2 separate regions of the Homo sapiens genome follow, and region 1 is linked to region 2. A link is an interaction called in ENCODE POLR2A ChIA-PET data of the cell type or tissue named here. Cell type or tissue: OCI-LY7. All regions are shown on one strand. Links, peaks and the distances in the headings refer to the core of each region. The heading gives the core; the rest is flanking DNA.

Region 1 (6,599 bases), core at 1,600-6,599, 1.2 Mb after region 2:
GAACAACAGTTCCACTTACAATAGCATAAAAAAAAGTTAGGAATAAATTTAACAAAAGAAATGTAAGATTTGCACATTGAAAACTACAGAGCATTGCTGAAAGAAATGAAAGGCCTTAAATAAATGAAACATCTTATGTTCGAGGTTTGGAAGACTTAAGATGGCAATACTCCCCAAGGTGATCTACAGATTTACTGTAATTCCTATTAAAATCCCAGCTGCTGGCCGGGTGAAGTGGCTCATGCCTGTAATCCCAGCACTTTGGGAGGCCGAGGTGGGCAGATAATCTGAGGTCGGGAGTTTGAGACTAGCCTGACCAGCGTGGAGAAACCCTGTCTCTACTAAAAGTACAAAATTAGCCAGGCATGGTGGTGCATGCCTATAATCCCAGCTACTTGGGAGGCTGAGGCAGGAGAATTGCTTGAACCTAGGAGGTGGAGGTTGTGGTGAGCCAAAATCGCGCCATTGCACTCCAGCCTGGGCAACAAGAGCAAAACTCCATCTCAAAAAAAAAAAAAAAAAAAACTCCCAGCTGCTTTTCTTGCAGAAATTGATTAACTGACCTAAAATTCATATGGAAATGCAAGGGACACAGAAGAGCCAACACAATCCTGAAAAAAGAACAAGGACACATTTCTTGATTTTAAAACCTACTACAAAGCTATAGTAATCAAGATAGTGTGGTACTGGCATAAGGATAGACATACAGATTAAAAGAATAGAATTGAGAGTACAGAAATAAACTCCTGTAATGATGGTTAGCTGATTTTTGGACAAAACTGTCAAGACAGTTCAATGGGAGAAAGAATAGTCTTTTAACAAATGGTGTTAGGACACGTGGATATACACATGCAAAAGAATAAAGTTGGATTCCTACCTCATACCATATTCAAAAATTAAAATGGATCAAAGAAAGAGCTAAAACTGTAAAACTCTTAAAAAAACATAAATCTTTGTGACTGGGTTTTCAAGATGAACCTTGAAAACATTAAGCCAGTCCCAAAAGGCCACATATTGTATGATTCTGTTTATATGAAATGTCCACAATAGGCAAATACATAGAGAGACGAAGTAGGTTAGTGACTGCCAGGGGCTGGAGAGCAGGGGGTAGAAAAGATGGAGAGGGATTGCTAATGAGTTTAGGGCTTTTCTTTTTGGGGTGATAAGAATGTTTTTAAAATAGTGATAGTAGTGATACTTGCACAGCCCTGTGAATATATTAATACTTAAAAAACCACTGAAGACTTTCAAAGGGTATATTTTATGTATGTGAGTTAAATCTTAGTAAAACTATGACTTCAAAAGTGTTCATGCAATGTCTACACTTGAATAAATTAAAGTATAATAAAAATATACATTCCTACAATATTAAAATAAGTTCACTTCAACATTGGACACTGTTGGTTCCAAGCTATCAGAAGTTAGAATTTCCAAATACAATGTTAGTTTGAAATACATAAATGCTTACATGTAGCACTTTAGCAATCAATTCTCCACCTTCGGGCCCAATATCATTAAACATGAGGTTTAAGTAAATGAGATTAAGTTGTTTCTATAAGAGAAAAGAAGCTATTACACATTATTATTATTGGAAATTGGTCAGTTTTACATACATGTATATACATATACACATACAGTATATACTTTATTTGAATAAGTGTTTTCCTCCAAAGAAAATCTTTATAACCAAGAAAAACTGTATCCTAGCAAAAACAACTACATTAAGGAAAAAAATCATTCTCATGTAATCAAAATATAATTACAATATAAATGAAAGAAAAAACTATATTTACCTTTGATCAATCTGAAAGATGTGTGGTGTATATATTTAATCATGGTGTACAAGTTTGCAAAAGATAACTTAGGAGCTCTAGCTACTGGCTCCATTGAGACCAAATCCACAATGGGTTTCCAGTATATTTCGAGTGTTCTAGCACAGAGTCAGGACCCTTGACATCAGGTAAAACTAGTGTTTTATGTGTGTGTCATTAGACTAATTGGTTTCATTGTAAATGGAACTAAGGACATTTTGTAGTAAAATAATACCTGAAGCAGTTTCGCAGCATAGTATGCACCAACATCACATAGAAGGTTATATCCAACATCCAAACCTGAAGCACAGATGAATAGAAGTGGATATTCATTATAAAGAATACTTAAAATCAGATCAATGAAAAGCAGGAGGTATTGATTCTTATGGAAACATACCATTAATATACAGACAATTCTTTAAAATTTTGGAAAGAATCCAAAAATCTTCACCTGTAACTCTTTCTACTGGCACTAAGCGATTGTTACCAGCAATGTTTAATGTGATTCCTGCTGCTAGCCTGTTAAAATACAAAAAAAAAAAAAAAAAAAAAAGATTTTGAAATAGAAACCCAGTAAAGAAGTAAAAGTATGTTTCCTTCATGTATAAATAGTCATATCACAGATATCATTTACTGGAAGCAAGCATATAATAAGTAGACTTATACAGTATATTTATACCAGGTAACTTAAAACTACTGAACATTCTGCAGACTGCAAAGTGCTTTAAAAGATTCCATATATTTAGCTCTCTCACACACACTCACACTCACACAAACAGTATCCCCACTTTATAGATAACACTGAAAACTTCAGTGATTTGCTTAGACTCACCCAGCTCAGGTTAGGCGTGGTGGTTCACGCCTGTAATCCCAGCACTTTGGGAGGCCAAGGCGGGCTGATCACCTGAGGTCAGAAGTTCGAGACCAGCCTGGCCAACATGGTGAAACCCTGTCTCTACTAAAAAATACAAAAATTAGCCGGGCATGGTGGCGAGCACCTGTAATCCCAGCTGCTCGGGAGGCCAAGGCAGGAGAATTGCTTGAACCCAGGAGGCTGAGTTTGCAGTGAGCCGAGATCACGCCACTGCACTCTAGCCTGGGCGACAGAGGGAGGCACCATCTCAGAAAAAAAAAAAAAAAAAAAAGATTCACCCTGCCCACAAACAAAAAAAAAAGATTCACCCCACCCACAGAAGTTAAAGATCACTCTGGAGCCCAAGCTTGGGTACTCCTGGTCTAGTGCTCTTTCCTGAATACTATACCACCTCTAAGACCTACTAACAGTGTTGCTCGTGTACTTACTTACCTGAATCAAATGGTATGTTCATTTTACCAAGCATTTTCAAATGGCTATAAAATCACTCAATATGTTAGGATTTTCACACACATGAATATAAGCAAACACTATTAATGTAATCAAGTATTTGTCTTTCTTACCCCTTTTTAATTTCTTCATCCACTTCTTGGAGTATATGCAATATAAAAGGATTAATTTTCTGGGATTTTTCCATACACAGATTAGAATAATGTTTCTGGAGACCAGATTCTGGAGATTCTGAAAAATATATGCATCCTCTATCACATATAAATTATTCTAGAAGCTTTAAAAAAAACCATAAAAACTACCTCTTTCAAATATATGAGTTGTATGTGTGTATAGTGGGGGTAGGGAAGAAAAGGAAACAGAATTAAGGTTAGAAAAAGAGAAGAGAAATAAAAATAATGAATGGGAGAGATAATTAAAATGCTGTTTGGAGAACTAGGGCCATTGAAGCACCCATTGAGGCTTGGCAGACACTGGCTCAAGTGAGCACCCTACGTTGGAAGTGACATAAAGGGAGAACTAAGCTCCATTATGTGCCAGGCCTGGTAGCTGAGGAAAATGACTTCCAAAGAAATTGTATATTTTGTCCAAAACCATGCAGCTAATAAAGGCAGAGTGCAGAATCAAACTGATTCCAAAACCTCTTTCCACTGTGCCCTAATGGGTTACAGGGACTCAAGGTTTCTTTTTTTTTTTTTTTTTTTTCAACTCAGTATCTCAGCATCCACGAGAGGAAAAGGTTTCTTAAAATAGCTTCACATAAAAACAATTTTATCTAATAACCTAACTCAAAAGGGATCTGATAAAGCACCTACTCCCACAAGCTTCTTGGATACCCTCTACACCATCCCAAGTTTGAATGTAACTGTCATTTCTTCATACCAAATCGAGGCCTGGCTCACAGAAGCTCTTCTCCTACCCAGCCTTCCATTTCCTCTTTCTAAAGGTGACTTTTCCCTAAGTTCTTAAGAAGACAGACACAAAGCAGGAGTTGAGATCTCCTTTCTGTTATACATGCAGATTTCCTTAATGACCTTGCTGTTCTCAGTAATACCTCAAAAGCATCTTCTGCAAGGCCTACATCTTCTGGGGTGGAAGTTATGCTGTTACTTTTCTTAGAAGTACAGGCCACTGTCTTTGTTTTCTATACATCTACCTTTTGTGGATGTCTTTTAAAAATTTGTGCACAGAGATCTCATTGCTCAACCAGCCTAGCTTTTTAGGAGCTGGCTTCTCTTCTAAGTCTCTACATCTCAGAAATGTTGTTTACTGAGTGTCCTTTGCACTCTGAAGAATAATGAGTTTGCTAAACGGATCTGCAGAACGAGATTTAACATGAGGAACATTACATTTCAGATGAAAGCAAACAAAATTTTCTTATAGTTTTTAATAACCTTTTTAAAAATAAATTTAATATACTTATTCCAGACAATTTGGAAATTTCTTTTTTTTTTTTTTTTGAGATAGGTTCTTGATCTGCCACCCAAGCTGGAGAGCAGGAGCGCAATCTCGGCTCACTGCAACCTCTGCCTCCCGGGTTCAAGCGATTCTCCTGCCTCAGCCTCCCGAGTAGCTGGGACTACAGGCACACACCACCACACCCAGCTATAAAGACGGGGTTTCACCATGTTGGCCAGGCTGGTCTCAAACTCCTGACCTCAAGTGATCAGCCTGCCTCAGCCTCCCAAAGTGCTGGGATTACAGGTGAGCCACTGAGCCCGACCGGAAATTTCTAACATTAAAAAAAAATACATGTTAATCTGCAATCCCACTGCCAAAGAACAACCACAATTGAGGTCTAGGCATACATACTTCCTATAGTTTTTCTTTTATATGCATATTAAGTATTTTTTAAACAAAATTGGAATCTTTGGATATAACTTTATATGCTGTTTTTTAAATTAACATTATATTGTAAGCAGTTTTCCCATGTCACTAGATATTCTCTGAAAAATTTAAATAGCATAATTTCTGTCATGTGGATAGATGTACGTATTAAAAAAAGCTTCACCTATTTTAGAAAATTTTCATGTATTTAAATGATATTGTAGCACAATATTTCCCAAACTGTATTTTGTGGAATATGCATGTTCTACAGGATGATCAAAGGTGTTCCAAATAGAATAGGTCTTATTATCAAGTAAGTCTGAGAAGTACTAAAATAAACAAAACTATACACAGACACAACACTTCTCAGGGCATTTAAAACGTGCACACTCTGCAAACTGTTAAGCTTGAGAATAGGGAGGATAAGAATGCTGCATTTCCGGCCGGGTGCGGTGGCTTACGCCTGTAATCCCAGCACTTTGGGAGGCCGAGGCGAGCGGATCACTTGAGGCCAGGAGTTCGAGACCAGCCTGGCCAATATGGTGAAACCCTATCTCTACCAAAAATACAAAAATTAGCTGGTGTGGTGGCGCATGCCTGTAGTCCCAGCTACTTCGGAGGCTGAGGCGACAGAATCGCTTGAATGCGGGAGGTGGAGGTTACAAGGTTGCAGTGGGCAGAGATCGCGCCACTGCACTCCAGCCTGGGCGACAGAGGAGACTCCATCTCAAAAACAAAACAAAACAAAAACCTCACTTGGAATGCAATCTAGAAAATGCTGCTTTAGCGTCCTCCCCAGGAAACAAAGCAAGTAGATCCCAAATAGAAGTTGGAGCTGGGCTCCCACTGGGCTTCTTTCTTCCCTACTGTCTTCCTTGGTATTAAGAGAAAAATTGCCCTGAGAATCTCCGAGGGCACAGAAATGTGTCAGACTACAATTCATTTTCGCGAAGGCATGAAGGAATCTTAGACTACGAGCTAAATACAGCTAAACAAAGTTATGGAAATATTCTTATTTAACAAGCTAGCCAGAGATTTACAGTATTTAAAAGTTTCTGCTACCCTTCCTTTGATTTAAAATTCACCTACGTATTTTGTATGCCAGGATTTTGTGGCACCAATGAATTTATTTCCTATATTGTATTCATATTAGAAGGAAAATAGCCTTCAAATTGTAAAGCAAAAACTAGGAAATAACCCAGCTACGCAGGAAAATGTCAAGAACCTAACCCAAATTTCATTTTTTCATCCACGCCTCTGGCAGCCACGTTTTAACAATTTCCAGAGAGAGGACTTACTTAGGAGGTAGATCCCTCCAAAACATGCTTTTCTATACTTAGCCAAGCACTGGGAAATCTAAGCGATAAGCATGAGTCAGAACGTGGGTGCCCTATCCAGAATCCGCAGTGTGTACATTTGAACAAGTTGTTATGCCAGCTTAAATTTCCTCTCATGCTAAAGGCAGAGCCTAACACTGCCCATCTCCTGGATGCAGTATTATTAAGCCAGCCTCCGAACACAGTTCCGTATCCACAAACAGACTTTAAAACCAGCATATAAAACGGAAATGGCGGGTAGGGGGTGGCCGTTCAGGGTAGGTGCTTAACTTGCTAATCATGGGCGCAGAAATATTTAAA
Region 2 (8,574 bases), core at 1,470-6,469:
AACAAATAAATTGAGTTCATAATGGTAACCATTTCCCTATGTTATATGTGATAACATATAACTTATGTATACGTAGTTTTGAGCTTTGCATCTGATCACTCTTAGCCAACAAATCTTTTCTAAAAATAAGGCAACTGGGGAAACCTATAATAAATAACTTAGCAAAATGAGGCGATGAACTTTTCAGCTACCATAAGCCTTTTCTCCCCCTTTAAGTAATGTATTTTATCAGGACTGAAATTCTAATGTATGATAACCTGAAATTTGAGTTTAAAAATGAACACAACTGAAATATAATAAGGCATTTTTCATCTCTTTTAATATTTTATATATTCTCATTCTTCATGAGAAATGGCTGCAGCACGCAAGCTGCCAGGTTAATCTTGCTTAAATTTGGCAATCAACAAGTAACTTTGTGCACAAACTGTTGGAGTACCATGCAAGGCAAGCAAAGGAGTTTAGATTTGATGCAATAATAGAGGGAGAGCTATCGACAGAGCAAGAGAATAATAAGATGCAAATGCCTTTTAAGGACAATTAGTCTGGAAACCAAGAAAAAAATGGGCTTGGCGGAATGAAAACATACAGACAAAGAGACAGCATTTGTATCATGTGAAGAATCTGGCATCAACTCAGAAGCCTTCTTTTTCACCTGGCGTGATTCAAAGTAAATTACAGTGAAGAAAAGGCCATTAGGCTCACAATAAGGAGACTTGGTAACTTGAAGAATGTATTTTTAAAAGTATGGAAATAGCTGTCAACATGAGGGGACTTTGAAAAGGAAGTTACTGGGGATATAAATAGATGTAATGGGTATAAGGAATGAAGCCTGAGGCAGGAAACAGAAAAATAATTTTTAAAAAGTTGCCAGAGGAAGAAGCAACATTATTTCCAGTTTTTAGAAAAGACATGAGCAATTCACTACAAGAGTTATACACAATGAAGATGAGTATGTTTCAATAATTAAATTAGTGACTTTGGGGAAAAATTCAAATTGCTGAGTAGAGATCCTAAAAAGTCCATTCCCTAACCAGTTAACTTCTAAGCCTAGATAATTCACTATTAAATATTTAGGCATATCTTATATTTTGGGATTCAGCAAATGGTTCGATTTCCTATGATAAATTTTGTAAATGTGTTTACTTTCCCAAGTGACAGATATTTCACAAGGGCCATAAGAGAGGTAAATGGGGAGATTCTTTGGTTTCCCTTTTTAAAGGCAGGAAGCAGCCAGTTCTTGGTTTGCATAAAGAAACTGGAAGAAAAGCACAGAGATAAAATAGAAATGTTCACTAATATTTTCATGAGTCAAGTTTTATAGCCACAGCTGTCTCCAGCAGGAATGGAATTTACAGTGTCAATGGGTATTAGAAAGAGATGGGCTGGAGGAAGAAGATTGGAAGGATGGGCACTTAGCATGTATGCAGAAGTGAACTAATCTGCCTACATAGCAGGAGCTGAATTTTATACCAAAACTTTCTCTGCAATTATAAAAGGCTTTAGATGTTTAGTTTCAAAGACATGCAGGTTGACCAGCAGTTTAAAGAGTTGTGAGCTACTGGATAATGATCTCAATCCAACTACTTTCCTTTGCCCAAATAGAATTCTTCAACCATCAGCAGTAATTAGTTGGCTTTTAGCTTTTGGGCACCAGACAATGGATCGTGATCCATAGTGGCTATCATGTGGGAGATGAGGCTGCAGGTGAAAGGTGAAAGGAACTTTTCACTTCCCAAGCTTCCAAAAAGCAAGTGTCTTCTCCTATTTTTAGCCTGCTATATTAATACTATATGTGTGTGTTTATATGTGTAGGTGTATGTTCTAAGTCACATTTCTCTTGGTTACTTGCTCCTTTTTACTGAAGATCATTTACATTTGGATCTATCATATGCCAATTCTAGTTAATTATGTTTATGAAAGATCCTGGTCTTAGTTAATGAAAGATTAAGAACAGTGTCTATTTTTTCCTTTTATTATGGATCTTTACTCTTACTGAAATTTTCTGTTTTAAAAGTCAAAATAAAATTTAGCTTATAAACAGTTTAGAAAGTTTATTTTTCTAGTCTTTTCTAGTTATGGAAAATGTAATATTTGAAAGACAAGTATCTATAACAAATCAAATTGATGTTTAAACACAAAAGATACATTTGCCAAATTGCTTCTCCTCCCTGATGCTACTTTAGGGACATATAAAACAAGAAATGGAAATTAATTTTTATCATGTGCATGTCGGTTTCCCTTTCTCTGAAATTCACTGATTTCTTTCAAATTTGAACACTCCAGCTTTTATCTCTTCTGGTCTTCAGTGCTAGACTCCCCCAGCTTTTCTCCAGTTCTATTGTTGTGACAGTATCACAATTTACTTTCTTCATTTTGAGGATTTGTTTGTGTTGTTATTCCTATTTTTTGTGAAAGGAAAATAAATCTTGGGGCCCCAAAATCACTAAGCTAAAGGGAAAGTCAAGCTGGGAACTGCTTAGGGTAAACCTGCCTCCTGATCTATTCAGAGTCACACCTCTGCTAACTGAGATAAATGCATAGCTAATTGCCTCTTTGGAGAGGCTAATCAGAAACTCAAAAGAATGCAACTATTTGTCTCTTACCTATGTATGACCTGGAAGCCCCCTCCCCACTTTTAGTTGTTCCACCTTGGCTTGGAGTTGTCCTGCCTTTCTGGACTGAACTAATGTTCATCTTACATATGATGATTAATGTCTCATGTCTCCCTAAAATGTATAAAACCAAACTGTGCTCTGACCACCGTGGGCATATGTCAGTCATCAGGATCTCCTGATGCTGAGTCACGGGCACACATCCTCAACCTTGGCAAAATAAAGTTTCTAAATTAACTGAGACCTGTCTCAGATCCTCAGGGTTCACACTGCCCTGTACTTTATGGGAAGCAAGCCAGCAAGTCCCCTTAGTAGTTGATCGTAACCTTGGCCTGCAATATCATGATCAGCAAATGATGCATCATTAGGTGTCTTCGACTGAGAGAGGAGCAATTACCCCATGACAGCAGGATCAGAGAAATCAGACTGATCAGGATAAAGAACATAACAAACAGTTGGGAGAACATGAAAGAATATATACATACACAGCATAAAAAATGTAAGTGCAGTTAAAATATCATTACACTAAGAATCTAAAGAATTACTGGGTTTCAGCTCTGCCATTTCTGCTTACCAATTCAGTGACCATGAGCAAATGACAACTTCACTGAGCTACATTTTCCATTTTGAAACATGTAGACCCTAAAGTCTGCCAGGATTATGGTAAAGAAAGCATGAGTCCTTATGCAAAGCATGTGTTGAATACTATTCACTCTTAAAACCATATTATGCTGGAACTGTGAAAGAGAACTAAAGCTGGCTGAAGGAGGGCCATAGGGAATCTGATTTTGTTTCCTTCCTCCCTGTATAGTTCAGGCTTTGCAAAGTAGTTTGGTTTAAAATCTAGGTGCTATTTTCTAGACAGAGTAACAATTTCTGTTTACTGCTTTTATTGGCCAGGCCTTGCCTCCCAATCCAGACACCCAGTTCTCATTCGCTCTTTAAATAACAGATTATTTCAGGAAACAAAGTTATTTTTCTCTACCTTGGAGGTGGTCATGGTGGTGTTCTTGCCCTTGCTCATCTTCTAAGTTAAATACAGTTACCCAGCCCAACACATCCTCCTGATGACCTCATGCTGAACCTACTTTTGAGCATTGTTCTCTGGGCTAGCAATCATCTCCAGCCTTCTCAAAGTGTCAAGGCAGCGAAACTTGGGGTTCAAGAAGGTTCTCAAGTTATTGAAAGAATGTTCTTCACATGTAATGGGTTGGTTCTGAAGGTGGCATAGTAGGTTTTGCCCCATTTTTCTTTCATGTATGCCATATTTCTGCAGCTAAAGGTGAGAGTATTGAAAAACATTAACATAAAACTGAGAGCTTTGATTTTTATCTTCATGTTTAAACATCTAAGGGATAACAGTAAAGTAAGTATGGATTACTATAGAAGACTCTTGTACATTTCAGTTGCCATTTCTGCACAATAATTTATACCAACTCTTAAACTACAAAACTTGTTTGTTCCTTTATTAATTTATCAGCTAGCAAAATATGTACTTGCTGTGACACTAGTTAAATTATTCACAGAGGCACATGTTCTATTAGGCCCTTTTTTTCTGGGGCCCATTCTGGTGATTTTAAGAAGCCAAGATAGGTGGCTTGAAGATTTTGACTTTTGCATAAACATTGTAAGAGCTCATTCATTCTCAGTGCTGTTCCTGAAACTTCATCATTTCTCCCTTTGTGAATATTATTTGATATCTGATCGTCTTTGAAAAAACAGTTTTCTTTGGGCCCCTTAGCTCACCAGTGTCCTCTGAAACAACCTGGTTTCCTTGGCATCTCCCCCTCACCCTAATTTCTCTCTACTTGTTGCCTCGTATCCAGCAACCTCCAACTTATTGATTTGGCTTGATTTAATTGGGAGCGCCCCATACCCAGGACAGGTTTTCCCAGTGGCAGCTGGGAGTATGAATCTAATAGGCCTGGTTTGGTTCTGTGACCCTCTGTCGCCCCTTTCTGGCCATAGCCTGTCACTGAAGTTTACCCTCTGGACTTGATAATACAGACAGCAGCCGTAGTACAGAACAGTTTGCAAACTATCAGCCTGTGTGCCAAATCAGCCCAAAGAATGCTTTGTTTGGTTCGTATAAATTATGCCAACATTTAAAAATTAGCAGACATATTAGTCCATTTTATGTTGCTGTAAAGGAATACCTGAGGCTGGGTAATTTATAAAGAAGAGGTTTATTTTGGCTCACAGCTCTGCAGGCGATACAAGAAGCGTGGTGCCAGCGTGTGTTTCTGGTGAAAGCCTCAGGAAGCTTACAATCACTGCAGAAGGCCAAAGGGAGCAAGCATATCACATGGTGAGAGAAGGAGCAAGAGAGAGAAGGGAGGGATCCCAGATTCTTTTAAACAACCAGCTCTCACATGAACTGCCAGAGCAAGAACTCACTCATTACCAACGAGATGCCACCAAGCCATTCATAATGGATCTACCCTCATGACCCAGACACCACCCACTAGGCCCATATCCAACATTGGAGGTCACATTGCAACATGAGAATTGGAGGGTATACACATCCAAATTATATCTAGAGATTTCAGGGCCAGGTGTGGTGGCTCACGCCTGTAATCCTAGCCCTTTGAGAGGCTGAGACAGGAGGATTACTTGAGGCCAGGAGTTCAAGTCCAGCCTGGGCAACATAGCAAGAACTTATCTTCACTTAAAAAAAAAGTCAGATGTGGTGGTGCTTCTGTAGTCCCACCTATTCAGGAGGCTGAGGTGGGGGAACTGCTTGAGCTCTGGAGATGAGGCTGCAGTGAGCCATGATTGTGCCACTGCACTCCAGGCTGGGCAACAGAGCAAGGTCCTGTTTTTTTAAAAAAAAGAGATTTTATATAAAATTTACAGCTTCTCTTAACATAGCAGAAGATCTGACAATCTTAGGCCAGCTTTCTTCTTGTGGACAATCTTACTCTTGCCCACCACTCATGGTGTAGACTGGTCATTTGCATCTAGTGCCTGCTTCACTCATTTCTGTTGACTGCCTTGTCCCAACAGGCATTTGGACTCCCAGGTCAAGTACAAAAGTTTATTCAAATAGATGTGGTTTATTTGTGTGTCTTGGGGAGGAAGAATGATATCTAATTTCTTTTATGAATATGCTCACAAAAAGGAATTAGAAATCAGATTGAGATTCTTTAGTACATGAAGGTGAAAATTGGGTATGTTTTCTTCCCATTTACAATATATTTGTACCAAGATTCACTTTTTATCAAAGAGAAACTTTTCTGCAGTTTAAATTGTAGGATGATGGAGTTCTGAATATCTTAGGTAACATTATTATATGGATGAATATATTTGCATTCTATCAGGTTGAATATAGAAAAATCATTATATACAGATGTTAAAGAAACTATACAAAGTACTAATGTATAAGGAGTGTGTGTGTGTGTAACCGTCTAATGATTCATGTTTTTTCTCTTTTTTATTATACTTAAGTGGAGTTTCCAGGGCAAACACAGGTATACAGTCATAATGATAAATTATGTAGTTTAATTCAGCTTCACCAATGATAACTCAGATGCCATTTTCAAATGCATTGTGAGAACGGTTTTTTCACGTTTGCTTCTAATTCCAGCAAAAACACCTAATTATAGAACAACAGTAGCAAAAAATAAATTTTGCTCAGGGAAAAAGGTTTTATGAGTAATCAGTGCAAAGCAGAAATCTCTTGCTGCGAATAATGTGGGCCAGCTAAGGTTTCTGTGAGGTTTTTTGCTTTGGCGTGGTTTGGCTTTGTACTGCCTGGGTGACCTCTTCTTCTCATCCATCACTTCATCAGAAAATCAAAAGACAGCAAGCTCCTAGCCAGACTCTTGTTCAAGATAAACTCTATGACCTCCTAACAGGTTACTAGATCTTTTATGGGAGTTCAGCTGACCACATGACTTCTTATATTTGAGAACTTATTCATGAGCCAGCAAAGCTCTGGCTAATGTCACAGAACTTGACAGCACTAGTGCTGTTCATGGCTTCATCTTTAGACATAGCTATTCTATCCTGTTCCCTTTCAGAAACTCAAATGAAGGGCCGCGTCTTATAATCAAACATTTCAGATAAAACAGCTTATTTTTCCCTGAGAGCATATGTGTCTTCTATTAATCCTAATCAACTAGGGACAGACTGAAAAGAACACTCTAATAAGGTAATAGTACTGAGTATTTTGCTGTGACATCCCACAAAAATGAGTTTTCTGTGGGATTTGGGGAGGAGGTAAAAAAATGACCAAGAAAAAAAAGACCTTCAAGAATTAAATGGCTTAGAGATAAAGCATATAAAATAGGAATGCTTTTATTGCTTTTGTATTTTCTGAGGACAATTCTGCCAGTGAATCCACAAAATTGTATAAATACAAATATATCACATTTGCCTGCTGTGATTAAATTTCTCTGATTACACAACTATACTTGATACACGGGACCAATGCATCATTTTTTTTTTCCTTTTGTAATCATTGTTATATCCACGCTTATAATCAACATTCATCACAGCTAATTAGAGTTTCTTTGTCTGTTGTTTCTGAGATCTGACATTCCTAGAGTTCAACTACAAAATTCATTTTTAACCATCTCTCTGCTTGGGGAGTTGGAGGAAGACAAATGCAAATTCCAGGGCTGTATTATTCACGAATGGCTTTCTGAAATTTTCATGTACTATGATTTTTTTAATTGAATTTAAATGATTACTCTTGGAGCCGGAGACCAAGTCCTGCTTAAAATTTTGCAGGACACTCCTATGATTTGTAGGTACATTCCTATTGGTAAAAGAAGCTGGCAGTCTTTCTTGTTAAAGATTTTGTAGATTTATATAGATATCAAAGGATATATATTTTTGTTGCATTAGATTGACATTAATTTCTAAAAATAAAATGCTACAGATTTACATCACTTACCAGTTCAAAGCTTTTGTTCACTCTCAAATGCTGTTTTCTTCTAGCAAATGTTTTTAATTATGCACACTTTAAATGTGAAATTACAGTAATAAGAAAGCTAGTTAAACTTTAGCTAGTCTATTACAAACAAATTTAATCTACTTTCTAGATGTTAATTTGAGACCAGAGTTTTCCAACTCACAGCTCTGTTGTCTCACCTGGAAATTCCATCTCCTTTATTAAAACAACTGTAACCTTTAAAGCTTTGATAGAAGAATAAACCTAACTGAAAATGAGTCACTATGGTATACATCCTACCTTCTTTATTTTGTGTTGTTCTACTTTGTTTTCACAATTTTCTTTAATTTGCATTTTTGTTGCTGCTGTTTATGTCCATACTGTGGACTGAGTCATTCCCAAATAAACAAACCAATATTACTGAGTAACCATTTCAGTTCCTGCTCTTGATAAGTTCACAGTACTCTGAAGGATGTAGGTATGTGAACACATAATTAAAATAAAACTGGAAAAGGTCTATTAGAAAAGACATAAAGCAATGGTAAGTTTGAAGAGAAAATGAAAAATCAGAGAGTAGTGGTGGGGGGCTTTATAGAAGAGGTGATATTTATTCTGAGACTTGGAGACATTAATGGTAGTTAAAGGTTATGAGGTGGCATTCTGTGTCAGGCAAGGTTCTAAGCAATTAAACTGTAGTAATTATTTTAAACCTCAAGAAAATCCTATGAAGTGCTATATATTACGCCCATTTTATAGATGAGGAAATGGAGGCATAGAAAAGTTAGGTAACTTGACCAAGCTCTCTGTGCCATATTTTATTTTCCAAAAATGGCTGTAACAATCTCTCTCTCTATTTAAATTCTTCTCAAACCTTGCCATTACCACAGTAAAAGGGGAGGTCTAGGTCTTCTGCTTGAATTGTATTGGTTTGGGACTGGCATGAAACCTACAGAATGTGTCAGAAATGACAAGAAGTCACTTCAATGGCTAGATCAGGAAAGAAGATACAACATCCACCTTAATCACTGGAATACTGCTGGAGCCCCAAGCTGCTATGCTTGGAGC

Evidence for each region. ChIA-PET counts read pairs that join two places held together with the same protein. Peaks named below come from ENCODE experiments on the same cell type or tissue, not always from the same donor. Only the 100,000 strongest peaks of a DNase experiment are listed, where the experiment ranks them.
Region 1: POLR2A ChIA-PET joins it to region 2 with 5 read pairs; 1 of 35 experiments calls an interaction of 5 or more read pairs at or near these places.

The regions. Positions count from the first base shown.
Region 1 is chr3:169,805,380-169,811,978 of GRCh38, forward strand. It overlaps LRRC34 (leucine rich repeat containing 34), which reads right to left. Exons shown (of 11, transcript NM_001172779.2): 2 at 3,249-3,366; 3 at 2,209-2,330; 4 at 2,047-2,111; 5 at 1,469-1,552. Among named protein-coding and RNA genes, the nearest start is that of LRRIQ4, 4.2 kb to the right of the region's middle. RefSeq lists enhancers at 777-921, 3,033-3,177 and cis regulatory regions at 849, 3,105. In OCI-LY7, for the core only: no CTCF peak of the experiment used is centred there; a DNase peak (open chromatin) is centred at 6,502; H3K4me3 peaks cover 560 bases.
Region 2 is chr3:168,616,490-168,625,063 of GRCh38, forward strand. It overlaps LOC105374200 (a long non-coding RNA gene), which reads right to left and starts at 2,830. Exons shown (of 3, transcript XR_001741015.2): 1 at 1-2,830. It also overlaps the pseudogene EGFEM1P. RefSeq lists an enhancer at 595-1,211. In OCI-LY7, for the core only: CTCF peaks have their summits at 4,556 and 4,755; a DNase peak (open chromatin) is centred at 4,552.